Linked DNA regions of Homo sapiens: regions 2, 3 and 4 are each linked to region 1. A link is a contact called in ENCODE Hi-C or POLR2A ChIA-PET data. All regions are on one chromosome and are shown on one strand. The core of a region is the stretch at or near the end of the contact, and the rest is flanking DNA. Distances in the headings are between cores, read along the strand shown.

What was found. Hi-C counts contacts between places; a loop is a spot of excess contacts on that map. ChIA-PET counts read pairs that join two places held with the same protein, here RNA polymerase II (POLR2A). Pooled maps may share reads with other maps.
Region 2: a pooled map shows a loop between it and region 1 (23-fold over the local background). The contact joins the promoter of IFT70A here to the promoter of OLA1 in region 1. A Hi-C loop is called at or near these places in 5 of 50 pooled maps.
Region 3: a map of CD8-positive, alpha-beta T cell shows a loop between it and region 1 (24-fold over the local background). The contact joins the promoter of GORASP2 here to the promoter of OLA1 in region 1. A Hi-C loop is called at or near these places in 2 of 168 maps with a recorded cell type or tissue (CD8-positive, alpha-beta T cell and naive thymus-derived CD4-positive, alpha-beta T cell) and 13 of 50 pooled maps.
Region 4: a map of CD8-positive, alpha-beta T cell shows a loop between it and region 1 (12-fold over the local background). The contact joins the promoter of IFT70B here to the promoter of OLA1 in region 1. A Hi-C loop is called at or near these places in 2 of 168 maps with a recorded cell type or tissue (CD8-positive, alpha-beta T cell and gastrocnemius medialis) and 5 of 50 pooled maps. POLR2A ChIA-PET finds 5 or more read pairs at or near these places in 1 of 52 experiments (K562).

What each region holds. Positions count from the first base shown.
Region 1 is chr2:174,246,881-174,250,041 of GRCh38, reverse strand. It overlaps OLA1 (Obg like ATPase 1), which reads left to right and starts at 1,510. Exons shown (of 11, transcript NM_013341.5): 1 at 1,510-1,590. RefSeq lists a silencer at 1,205-1,724.
Region 2 is chr2:177,617,234-177,620,394 of GRCh38, reverse strand. It overlaps IFT70A (intraflagellar transport 70A), which reads left to right and starts at 1,653. Exons shown (of 1, transcript NM_152275.4): 1 at 1,653-3,161. The coding sequence starts at 1,694. It overlaps IFT70A-AS1 (IFT70A antisense RNA 1), which reads right to left. Exons shown (of 3, transcript NR_198966.1): 2 at 2,875-3,094; 3 at 1,157-2,107. RefSeq lists an enhancer at 1,351-1,580.
Region 3 is chr2:170,927,703-170,930,863 of GRCh38, reverse strand. GORASP2 (golgi reassembly stacking protein 2) reads right to left here and starts at 1,611. Exons shown (of 10, transcript NM_015530.5): 1 at 1,461-1,611. The coding sequence starts at 1,523. RefSeq lists a silencer at 1,133-1,832.
Region 4 is chr2:177,551,111-177,554,271 of GRCh38, reverse strand. It overlaps IFT70B (intraflagellar transport 70B), which reads left to right and starts at 1,476. Exons shown (of 1, transcript NM_152517.3): 1 at 1,476-3,161. The coding sequence starts at 1,509. RefSeq lists enhancers at 1,210-1,499, 868-1,671, 1,672-2,476.

The sequences.
Region 1 (3,161 bases), core at 261-2,760:
AGATAAGGTCTTGCTCTACACCCAGGCTAGAGTGCTGCGGCAGTGATCATAGCTCACTGCAACCTTGAGCTCTCAGGCTCAAGCCATCCTCTCACCTCAGCCTCCTGAGTAGCTGGGACTACAGGTATGTGCCACTACACCCAGCTAATTTTTGTTTTTTGGTAGAGATGGGGTCTCACCACGTTGTCCAGGCTGTTCTCCAACTCCTAGGCTCAACTGATCCCCCTATCTTGGCCTCCCAAAGTGCTGGGATTACGGCCAGATTTTCAGTTAGATTGTGGTTTGAAATATGCTGCTGCCATTTACTAGTTGTGTGACTTCATCCAAATTAATCAACCTTTCTGATATTGTTTCCTCACTTGTAAAATGGGGATGGCGACCTATTTACATCCTTTAATATTAATAGCAACTAATCCCTTTAAAAGGAGCTTCTAGTGTCACAATTTTTGGACAGGTATCATATTCATTACAACAAATACCTGAATGACATCTGAAGGCCAGGACCTAAATGAAAGAATTCCTTCTCCAGTGGCGCTCATGGTATTGATATGATGTGGGTGAGATGGGATGAAATCCTAATATTAACAACAGCGACTACTCACAAGCCTTTTCTGTATGTGCTGAGTACTGTTGTTATGAGCTCAACACGCATTGTCTCATTTTATTCTCACACGAATAACCTCATAAGGTGGTTTTAATAGCCTCATTTTATCCAGAACGAAATTGAAGTCCAGAGAAGTTAATTTGTCTAGGGTCATACAGTCAATGAGTGGCGAAATCCAGATTGGAAATTCCCAAATTTCAAAGGCCCCTGCTCTCAACTACCAAGAGGAAAAGGGGGGAAATTGGCTCAATTAAACGCATTCTGTGATCCAGTACCTGTGTGCGACGCTTTAACTATAAGGCGAGGAAGAAATCCCTAGACCAAAGTTTCCCTTAGCCCCTTTTCCTTCAAGAACTTTTAGTTAACAGCTTCTCTCCGCACAGACTGAGCGAATAAAGTTATAGAAAAGGGAGATGGGCTAGCGGCCACGCGGTCCTCGGGGCTGGTGTGGCTGTTTGCCTGACTTCAGACGCCCCGGATCTCCCGGAGGGAAGTCAGGGCCCAAGGCACTCCGCAGTCCAGCTGGGAAAGCTTGGGGCTGTAGGCCCGCGAGTGAACGTGAGCAGGTAACCCAGGCCGCGCAGCCAGACGGAAGCGGAGACCTAGAACCGAGAAGCCCACGTGCCGAAGCGGAAGACTAGAGCTCCCGGGAACGGCCTAGCCAGCGCCTTCCCCTCTCCAGCTCCCTGCCGCCGCGCGGCTCCTCCCACCCTGGGCTCCTCCCGCCCTACTCCCGCCTCCCCGGCCGGTTAGGCCAATGGGCGGGACGCGCGGGCAAGGCGGGGAGGGGCGGGGCCCATGGTCTGCGCGCAGGTGCCGCTCGGCGCCCGGCCCGCCCGTTCCGCCGCTGTCGCCGCCGTCGTGCGTGCCGCTCGGCGGAGGGGACGGGCCTGCGTTCTCTCCTCCTTCCTCCCCGCCTCCAGCTGCCGGCAGGACCTTTCTCTCGCTGCCGCTGGGACCCCGTGTCATCGCCCAGGCCGAGCACGGTGAGGCCCTCAGGGAGCCCGGGGGCGCGATCTCCGCCAGGTCTTCGGCGCCTGGGCTCATTGCCCTGAGGCTGGCGCGGGGCCCGGGCCCAGTGGCCAAGATGGGGCCAGGGCAGCGGGTGGCTTGGGGATGTGTGGATGAATGAGGCGCTGTCGGACTAGGCCGCGCGTCGGGAGATCGGCCTACGCCTCACGCGGGAAAGCCCTGGGGAAAGCCTTCTCCCGACGCCAGGACGCCCGGTGGCCCAGTCCGGAGAGGAGGATGGGGGGTGGGGCCCACTTTGGGTGGGCTGCCGGCCACCTCTCTGTAGGCCAGAGGACCCGACAGGCGCTGTTCCTGTATCTGTTCTTTGGAGGCCTGGGAGTTGGCCAGGAACAGGTGTCAGGACGCTGAGAAGGGAAATTCCTGGCCCTCGGGGTCAGGGATCAGAGGCTGGAATACTACTGCAAGGGCAGGGCCCCAGCGTGGTCCTAGGAGGTACAACTCTCAGCCAGAAGACTGGGACAGTTTTAGTTCCCAGCTTCTGAGACGTGAGCTTAGCGGTCTTTGTGATTTCACTTTGCAGTCCAAGGGTGGGAGTAATTCTGCACGCATGATTTGGAGACAGAACTAGTAAGGGACAGAGAAAGTTTCGACTTGTAAATAAAAAGGTTCCGTCGATTAATTTACCATTAGAAATAGTAACCATAATGTAGATTTTGGAGGTTGCTTATGAGGACTGATGAGCCGTACCTTCAGTGCCAAAGGTGGGAGGGACTTGGTGGAAGGACCCCAGTACCTGGTGGGTGTTCATCTATGTGAAAAATGGGGGTTGTGGGCGAATGGGAAAGATAAGATTCCAGATTATAGAGGAATGGTTTGGTGTGAAGGGTGACTTGGCTGCTGGTGGTTCCACAATGGAATTTTCTTTGACTGTCTTCTGTGTACTTGCTTCCAAATGCTTTCTTTCATATAACCATATATCAGGTTAAGATATAAAGTGTTTTGTGAGCAGTCTGGATGGAAGATTGGTAGCTAAACTCTAAGTTTATCTTTGATTCCTGGTGCCACAAATATTTTATTTATTTATTTATTTATTTAAGACAGAGCCTAGCTTTGTCGCTCAGGCAGAGCCCAGTGGCGTGATCTTGGCGCACCGCAACCTTCGCCTCCCGAGTTCAAGCAGTTCTCGAGCCTCAGCCTCCCGAGTAGCTGGAATTACAGGCTGCGCGCCTGATGGCCGGCTAATTTTTTTGTATTTGTTTTTCTTTTTAGTAGAGACGGGGTTTCTCCGTGTTGGCCAGGCTGGTCTCGACTCCTGGTCTCAAGCAGTCTGCCCACCTCGGCCTCCCCCTCCCAAAGTGCTGGGATTACAGGCCTGAGCCACCGTGCCCGGCCCAACAAATATTGATTTTAGATCAGTCTTTCTGGGACTTCTCAGCAATGACTCTTTTGACAACGGATATGTTTACAGAACTTTTTAAACATTTTTGCTGAAAAAAAAGTGGATTTAGCTCTGTGTTAGTTTTGGATCGCTATATACAGTATGTTTTGTTCTTAATCTTAATTCAATAATATATTGTATGTGATG
Region 2 (3,161 bases), core at 404-2,903, 3.4 Mb before region 1:
TGGGTGCAGTTTCCCTTTCTTGGAATTGATGCACTGGGAAGCTCCTTGTCTAGTTCCAGCCAAAAAGACCCAACTCTGCCAATTCCTGGCAAGGGAGAAGACTGAGTAAGTACATAAAGTCAGTCATATGATGATATGAGCAATCACACACCTACTAAAAATCTCCTTCCAGTGATACTGGGTAAATACGAACTACACAACTCCAGTAGTCACATCTGCTCACAGCTGGAATCAAGGCCTAGAAGTTCAAAGTTTACTAACTACACAAAGTTAGTTCATTGTTTTAATGGAGAAACAAAGACAATAATATTCCTTATACACACTTAGCACCAAACAATGGGCCCTTACAAACTCACGTACATGAGATACATGGATTGGGTTATTCATCAGTCACTATTTCCTATTGAAATTGGTTATTGGATATCATGGTTCAGCCCCTACCTACCTAGATGTGGCTTTAAACAAACTATTAATTTAATAGTTTGATTTAATTAATGTAATACTTAAATCTTTAAACCTTTCTAGCCCACAGACTTCTTAAACTACAATATGCAGAATGCAGGCTGCTTATTCAAATTAGAAATACTATATGTAAACAGTCTCTAATAGAGGTGCTATATGATATGGTTGACATCGTTATCAACCGTATGATAGCTGTGAAGTTTATATACAGAAAAGATTTATGGGCAGTAACACTATTATGGATGCATACAAAGGATTTGCAGTAATTATGTAGCAAACAACACACTTTTACTTGGATTAGGTTTATATTAGGTGCTAGAGAGACCAATGGATATCATGGGAGATGACAAAAGATACTGATTTCTTATTGGCAGAGACAGTTGGAGGACCACAGCAATGGATACAACCAAGTGTAAACGCCAACATATACTCAGTAATTTTTTTTTTGTCATGGAAAAGGAGAGATACTGCGATCAAAAACAGATCCTCTCCCAGTACCAATTAAGATTCACAGCACTTTTTCCTTATTAACCTCTGGAAACCACCAAAATAAGAAGGATTTCTGTTTGCTGCTGTATTCTGTTCTTACAAACTGTGCCCTCGGGGTAGCATAAGAACCTGCTCTAATTCCAAGGGAATTCAAGGAGTTAACTCCCTTTTGCCATCCCGCTCCTTTTATTAAAAGGTCCTTTTATTGTACTGACGATCTCTACTTTATTAAAAGTAAGCCAAACGCCAGCATTAGTATAGACCACACCAATGCACAAGGCTCAAAATCGCCAGAACATGGTGCCGGAAATCTTCCTCCGATTCGCTAGAGACCGAGGTGGCACAACAGACACAGAGAGTGCCCCTCATCTTTAGGGGGCAGGGAAGGCGAGTGACCGTGCGTCCACACGGGCCGCGAGTCGGGTCGGTGCAACAGGGACTACGCCTCCCAGCATGCAGTGCGGCCACGCCTGCGCAGCGGCGCCACAGGAACGATGCATGCCGGGACCGGGAAGATTCAGTCTCTGAACGGCCCGGAGTAGTCGTCTTTCCCCTTCTGACTGCCGCCACGCTGCAGTCCAGAATATTTGAAGATCAAACCGAACTTGAGAGACTAACGAGAACGGTCCCTTTTTATTCCTAACAGATTCCTTCCGTGGCAAAGTAACCCGTCGTCTTCCGTTTCCGGTTGCCCGGTTGCCCTGTTGCCGTGGTAACCGCACGCATAACAGCCGTGGTGGTTATGGCTGGTCTGAGCGGCGCGCAGATCCCCGACGGGGAGTTTACCGCGCTAGTGTACCGGCTCATCCGCGATGCCCGCTACGCCGAGGCGGTGCAGCTGCTGGGCCGAGAACTGCAGCGGAGCCCCAGGAGCCGTGCCGGCCTGTCGCTGCTAGGCTACTGCTACTACCGCCTGCAGGAGTTCGCGCTGGCGGCCGAGTGCTATGAGCAGCTGGGCCAGCTGCACCCGGAACTGGAGCAGTACCGCCTGTACCAGGCCCAGGCCCTGTACAAGGCCTGCCTTTATCCGGAGGCCACTCGGGTCGCCTTCCTTCTCCTGGATAACCCCGCCTACCACAGCCGGGTCCTCCGCCTGCAAGCTGCCATCAAGTATAGCGAGGGCGATCTGCCAGGGTCCAGGAGCCTGGTGGAGCAGCTGCTGAGTGGGGAAGGGGGAGAAGAAAGTGGAGGCGACAATGAGACCGATGGCCAGGTCAACCTGGGTTGTTTGCTCTACAAGGAGGGACAGTATGAAGCTGCATGCTCCAAGTTTTCTGCCACACTGCAGGCCTCGGGCTACCAGCCTGACCTTTCCTACAACCTGGCTTTGGCCTATTACAGCAGCCGACAGTATGCCTCAGCACTGAAGCATATCGCTGAGATTATTGAGCGTGGCATCCGCCAGCATCCTGAGCTAGGTGTGGGCATGACCACCGAGGGCTTTGATGTTCGCAGTGTTGGCAACACCTTAGTTCTCCATCAGACTGCTCTGGTGGAAGCCTTCAACCTTAAGGCAGCCATAGAATACCAACTGAGAAACTATGAGGTAGCTCAAGAAACCCTCACCGACATGCCACCCAGGGCAGAGGAAGAGTTGGACCCTGTGACCCTGCACAACCAGGCACTAATGAACATGGATGCCAGGCCTACAGAAGGGTTTGAAAAGCTACAGTTTTTGCTCCAACAGAATCCCTTTCCTCCAGAGACTTTTGGCAACCTGTTGCTGCTCTACTGTAAATATGAGTATTTTGACCTGGCAGCAGATGTCCTGGCAGAAAATGCCCATTTGACGTATAAGTTCCTCACACCCTATCTCTATGACTTCTTAGATGCCCTGATCACTTGCCAGACAGCTCCTGAAGAGGCTTTCATTAAGCTTGATGGGCTAGCAGGGATGCTGACTGAGCAGCTTCGGAGACTCACCAAGCAAGTACAGGAAGCAAGACACAACAGAGATGATGAAGCTATCAAAAAGGCAGTGAATGAATATGATGAAACCATGGAGAAATACATTCCTGTGTTGATGGCTCAGGCAAAAATCTACTGGAATCTTGAAAATTATCCAATGGTGGAAAAGGTCTTCCGCAAATCTGTGGAATTCTGTAACGACCATGATGTGTGGAAGTTGAATGTGGCTCATGTTCTGTTCATGCAGGAAAACAAATACAAAGAAGCCATTGGTTTCTATGAACCCATAGTCAAGAAGCATT
Region 3 (3,161 bases), core at 362-2,861, 3.3 Mb after region 1:
GGTAATACTGGGTAACATCCCAGGGTAGAGAACTCAAAATCAGACCAGATAATAGAAAGAAAAGCACAGCTTTCACCTCACATTTGGGAACTGACAATTCTCCTTCCATTTCCTCTCTCAGTGTGGCTCTTGGGTGTTTGGTTAGCAGAAGGGGATAGGAAGATAATACGGTTTATTTATAGGCTCCCTTTTCCTTTCGGGGAAAAAAAAAATCACCCTTTCCTACTAAGAGTATGGCAGAGGAGGGATTTTTAGTGTAATGGAAAGGCAATAGACACGATAATCCGGAAGATCAGAAAGATGATCTGTCTCAGCCCTATCACATAGACAGCTGGGCAATTTAAGAATGTGTCTCACCTAAAACATGGGACCCAGGGCAGGAAATGAAGGTAGCACCAGGAAGTGCACTCTCTTACTTTCAGTGAAAACGTTCTTGCCTGTGAGGAGCTAATATTGAGTGACACTCTATTACACCCCTAAATGGCGCTACACGCTGCGGCCACTCTGTTGACTGTTCATGTTAACACTCACACAGGTGTCACAGCAAACAACCATCAATGCTACTTCTAAAGTCGCCCGGTTCCATGAGGAAAAGACCACATGCTTTGTACCACCCAGGCCCAGGCCGTTCATAGGTAGGGGCTTAGCTGACGCCTTTTGAGATACTATGTTTCTCTGCGTCCTGGAAGTTAAGCTAGGGTTGTTTTCCTTTATATACTCCGATTTTTAAAAAAAATTTCTCTGCACTACCTCTTTACCACTGTGGATCTAAACCTTATAATCTAAACCACACCCTCAGCAATCGGAACAGAACGGAAGTTCCCACTCCAGGAAATCTTGAGAAGGTTTGGGAGGGTCAGGAGTGGCACGGGAAAGGAAAAGTCTGGTCAAAATCAAGTCTGTTTAAGTCCGTCGAACCTACTTCCAGGCCATTTGGTTTTCCGTCTCCTGCCCTGCTGGTCTTTCAGGCCACTCGGCCGGCGCCGAGGTGATTTAACACCTGCCGCCGCAGGCCCCGCCTCCGGACTGCGGGTCCGGATCCCTCTCCTAGGAAAGCGCAAAGGCTGCCTTCACAGTCACCACTTTGGAGACGTTGCCTCCGCGCCCTTCCTAACTTTGGAAGCTAAAAATGAGGGGGGGTGGAGGAGAGAGAAGGCCGTGCGGAAAAAGAGCAAGGTTGTCCCCCCTTCCCAGGGCCGCCCCCTGGCCGAGTCGCCGGCAGCCGCCTCCAGCTCCAGCCCGTCCTCCTACAGCCGCGGACCCCGTGCCCAGGGCGCTCCGCGGAGGTGGGATGCGAGCGGCCTCCGGAACCAGCCTCGACCAAGGCAGCGCCCGCGACCGCCGCTCCTTCGCGGGATCGGGCCTGGCTGCCCCGTGAAGGAGCCCATGGGGGCCTCCGCCTCCCCGCGGCCGGCCCCGCCTCCAGCCCGCAGCTCCCCGGCCGCCGTCGGAGCCCTTACCCGCAGAACGTGGTAGCCCTCGGTGCCCCCGCCCGGGATCTCGACGCTTTGCGAGGAGCCCATGGCGGCGGGCGATCGGTGTGGCCGAGCCGGGCTCCGCGCTGCTCCCGCCCCCAGCGCACCGCCTGCTCTAATCCTCCGCGTAGCACTTGGGACGTGGCACTCGCTGCCGCCGGAGAGCCGGGCCGCACAGCCCGCCGGGAGATCGTCTCTGCTGCAGCCCGGGCCGCTGCGACGCCGCAGACAGCGCCACCTGCCGCGAGCCACTGGAAGGGGCCCGAGCGCTCGCGGGCCGGGAGGGCGGAGAGGGAGGGCCGGAGGAGGACTGGGAGGCACCGCGTCGTGCTCGCGAGAGAACAGAAATGCGCTTCCCCCAGCTTTGGCGCCTTGCTACGGGGCCCTGGATTGGACTAGATTTATGCAGACGCGTTCCCGCTCGCCTGAAAGAACACATACTTGGTTGCAGGTCCCCCTGGTGGCCAGAGGCGGGGAAAGGGCTGCTGATGAACAGGAGCGAACTCAACACACACCAAGCTCTCTGTTCTCCGGGTGTGTAGGTATTTTCCCAAACTGTACAGCTGAGGGGAATAGTGGCCTCCTGTGGGCTGCCTAGCATCTGCTCAGCTAAATTTTATAAAAGGAAACGCTCCCTTTATAAAACAGTAGTCTCACAGAGTCACCTACCAACTTCTTTTTTGGTTTGGGTTTGTTTTTTTTTCTTCCTCCCTAATTGTGAGAATAAGATTAGAGGATTGGTCATAATCAGAGCGATGCCAGCGTGGGAAGCACGGTTGGATTTCCCTGGCATTCCACCACCTGCTGCTGCTCGGTTCCCCGTCCTACCTCCTTCAGGTAGCCAGGTCGTATTCATGCTTATTCCGTTGTCGTATTCCGTTGCTGCTTTTGCCCCTTACGTGTACTCCCTCTGAAACCCCTAGTTGCTTTGTGGTCAGTTGGACTGATGTTGCGTCAACCAGGTATTATGTGGATTCCTATGTGATGCAATGTAAAGTACGTGCTATCGCCCATGAAGTATTCTAGCCCAAGGTGGTTAACTTGCCTCTATGGCATCTTGAGTTTGATGTTTACAGGAAGTAAGGGGAATTGAGGAGCAAGTAAAATGACACCACAGGGAACCAGGCAAATACAGGAAGTGGGCCTTCCTTCAGGACAGCTGGCCAGTTCTCTTTGTCGAGTCAGAGTCCTATGAAAGGGCCTATGCCAGATTAAAAGGAACCCGAAGAATATAACCAAGAGACACATTGCAAGGGCTTGAGTTGGGGGCCAACTTGGAGAAATAAGCGTAAAGGACATTTTTGGTTCATTTGGAGAAATTTGAATATGTACTGAGTATTAGAAGAGTAGTTATTCACATGGAAACGTGGAAATTATTGTCTTTTTTAAAAGCTGGTTACAAGACGGGATGTGTCTGTAGACAAAATGAAAAACATGTCCTCAAAATACAGATTAATATGTATGTATGCATATGAAGATGTGGGAGGAGAATATGAACCAAGGGTTACAGTGGTGATCTCTGGGTGGTGACAGAGATATTTTATTTTTTGTTTTGGCTGGTTCCATATTCTATGATGCTCATGAAGTGCTTTTGTAATAAGAAAATATTATTTAAAATTTAAAAATAATTTTCTTTGCTATCGGTAAGTGAATAGCAGATTTTTAGGAGGCCTAATAAATCCATAA
Region 4 (3,161 bases), core at 227-2,726, 3.3 Mb before region 1:
CACCATATGATAGATGTTAATGAATTACAACTATTATTGTTACCTTGAAAACTACACTATTTACAAGTACCTCACTGGGATAAGCCAAATTCATATTTTGCTATCTTGTCTATGTCCCTAATTCTTGATTGAAAAATTGTATTTATTCTCCCTTAAAGTCTATGGTCTCCAGGTCAGTTTATCTAGGGGTATTTTTTAAATTGGTGATTAAATATAATTTTATGGAATAATTAAGCCCCTAGTTTTTCACAGCCCCATCATGGCCACTAATAAACTGAAAAAAAATTATACAAAAATAGCCCCAGGATAATAACATGGAATCTACAGCATCTATTCCAAATATATAACAAAGAATGAAAGAAAACCCAGAATGATATCTTGTACAGTCTAGCAAACCTGCATAGAAATCTTCAAACTAAGAATCTGGAAAAAAAATTAAAGTGTAGGCAATCTTTTCTTATTTTAACAGAAGAAAATCCATATTTATCAGTTCAATATCCAAAATCCCTAGAAGGCTGAAAAGTACAAACTGAGCATGTGTGTCTCTCACACACCCACACATCACTGGCTGACTAATTTAGTAGTTAAGAGAGAAGAGTAAAAATGCATAGGGAAAGGAGCACATTTTAATGTCTTGGATTTTCCCCTCTTGGAAAAAACTGAAGTCATGCATTTCTCCAACGTTTCTACCTAGTAGTGAAAGTTGGAACTCCAGCGCAATGGGGATGGCCAAGGGTAAACGCCAATATATACTCAGTAATATTTGTTGTTACGGGAAAAAAGAGCGGGAGATACTTGGACCTAAAACCGAAACTCTCCCAGTACCAATCAAGATTCACAGTCCTTTTTCCTCATTAACCTCTGGAAACCACCAAATTAAGGATTCCTGCTCGCCGCTCTATTCCGTTCTTACAAACTGTGCCCTCGGGGTAGTGCAAAAAAGAACGTGCTCTAATTCCAGGGTAATTCCAAGAGATAACTCGCCTTTTGCCATCCCGGTTCTTTTACTGAAACTAAACCAAAAGCCAGCATTATTATCGACCACACCGTGTACCAGGCTCAAAATCGCCAGGAACATGGGGCCGGAAACCTTCCTCCGCCGCGCCAGAGACCACGGTGCCATAACAGACACAGTGAGCGCCCCTCATCTTTAAGAGGCAGGGAAGGAGAGTTACCCTGCACCCCCACGGGCCGCCGGTTCGGTAGGTACAGCCGGGACTACGTCTCCCAGCATGCAGCGCGGCTACGACCCGCGCCGCGGAACCACTGGAACGGTGCATGCCGGGACGAGTAGATTCAGTCTCTGAACGGCCCGGAGTAGTCTTTCCCCTCCTGAATGCCGCCACTCCGCAGTCCAGAGTATTTGAAGATCAAGCTGAAATTGAGAGACTGACGAGAGTGGTCCCTTTTTGTTCCTAACAGATTTCTTGCGACAAGGAAACCGGCAGTCTTCCGCTTCCGGTTGCTCTGTTGCCATAGTAACCGCACCCATAACAGCCGTGGTGGTTATGGCTGGCCTGAGCGGCGCGCAGATCCCCGACGGGGAGTTCACCGCGGTCGTGTACCGCCTCATCCGCAATGCACGCTACGCCGAGGCGGTGCAGCTGCTGGGCGGAGAACTGCAGCGGAGCCCTAGGAGCCGCGCCGGCCTGTCGCTGCTAGGCTACTGCTACTACCGCCTGCAGGAGTTCGCGCTGGCGGCCGAGTGCTATGAGCAGCTGGGCCAGCTGCACCCGGAACTGGAGCAGTACCGCCTGTACCAGGCCCAGGCCCTGTACAAGGCCTGCCTTTATGCGGAGGCCACCCGGGTCGCCTTCCTTCTCCTGGATAACCCCGCCTACCACAGCCGGGTCCTCCGCCTGCAAGCTGCTATCAAGTACAGCGAGGGCGATCTGCCAGGGTCCAGGAGCCTGGTAGAGCAGCTGCCGAGTAGGGAAGGGGGAGAGGAAAGTGGGGGCGAGAATGAGACCGATGGCCAGATCAACCTGGGTTGTTTGCTCTACAAGGAGGGACAGTATGAAGCTGCATGCTCCAAGTTTTTTGCCGCCCTGCAGGCCTCGGGCTACCAGCCTGACCTTTCCTACAACCTGGCTTTGGCCTATTACAGCAGCCGACAGTATGCTTCAGCACTGAAGCATATCGCTGAGATTATTGAGCGTGGCATCCGCCAGCACCCTGAGCTAGGTGTGGGCATGACCACTGAGGGCATTGATGTTCGCAGTGTTGGCAACACCTTAGTCCTCCATCAGACTGCTCTGGTGGAAGCCTTCAACCTTAAGGCAGCTATAGAATACCAACTGAGAAACTATGAGGCAGCTCAAGAAGCCCTCACTGACATGCCACCCAGGGCAGAGGAAGAGTTGGACCCTGTGACCCTACACAACCAGGCACTAATGAACATGGATGCCAGGCCTACAGAAGGGTTTGAAAAGCTACAGTTTTTGCTCCAACAGAATCCCTTTCCTCCAGAGACTTTTGGCAACCTGTTGCTGCTCTACTGTAAATATGAGTATTTTGACCTGGCAGCAGATGTCCTGGCAGAAAATGCCCATTTGATTTATAAGTTCCTCACACCCTATCTCTATGACTTCTTGGACGCTGTGATCACTTGCCAGACAGCTCCTGAAGAGGCTTTCATTAAGCTTGATGGGCTAGCAGGGATGCTGACTGAGGTCCTCCGGAAACTTACCATACAAGTACAGGAAGCAAGACACAATAGAGATGATGAAGCTATCAAAAAGGCAGTGAATGAATATGATGAAACCATGGAGAAATACATTCCTGTGTTGATGGCTCAGGCAAAAATCTACTGGAATCTTGAAAATTATCCAATGGTGGAAAAGATCTTCCGCAAATCTGTGGAATTCTGTAACGACCATGATGTGTGGAAGTTGAATGTGGCTCATGTTCTGTTCATGCAGGAAAACAAATACAAAGAAGCCATTGGTTTCTATGAACCCATAGTCAAGAAGCATTATGATAACATCCTGAATGTCAGTGCTATTGTACTGGCTAATCTCTGTGTTTCCTATATTATGACAAGTCAAAATGAAGAAGCAGAGGAGTTGATGAGGAAGATTGAAAAGGAGGAAGAGCAGCTCTCTTATGATGACCCAGATAAGAAAATGTACCATCTCTGCATTGTGAATTTGGTGATAGGA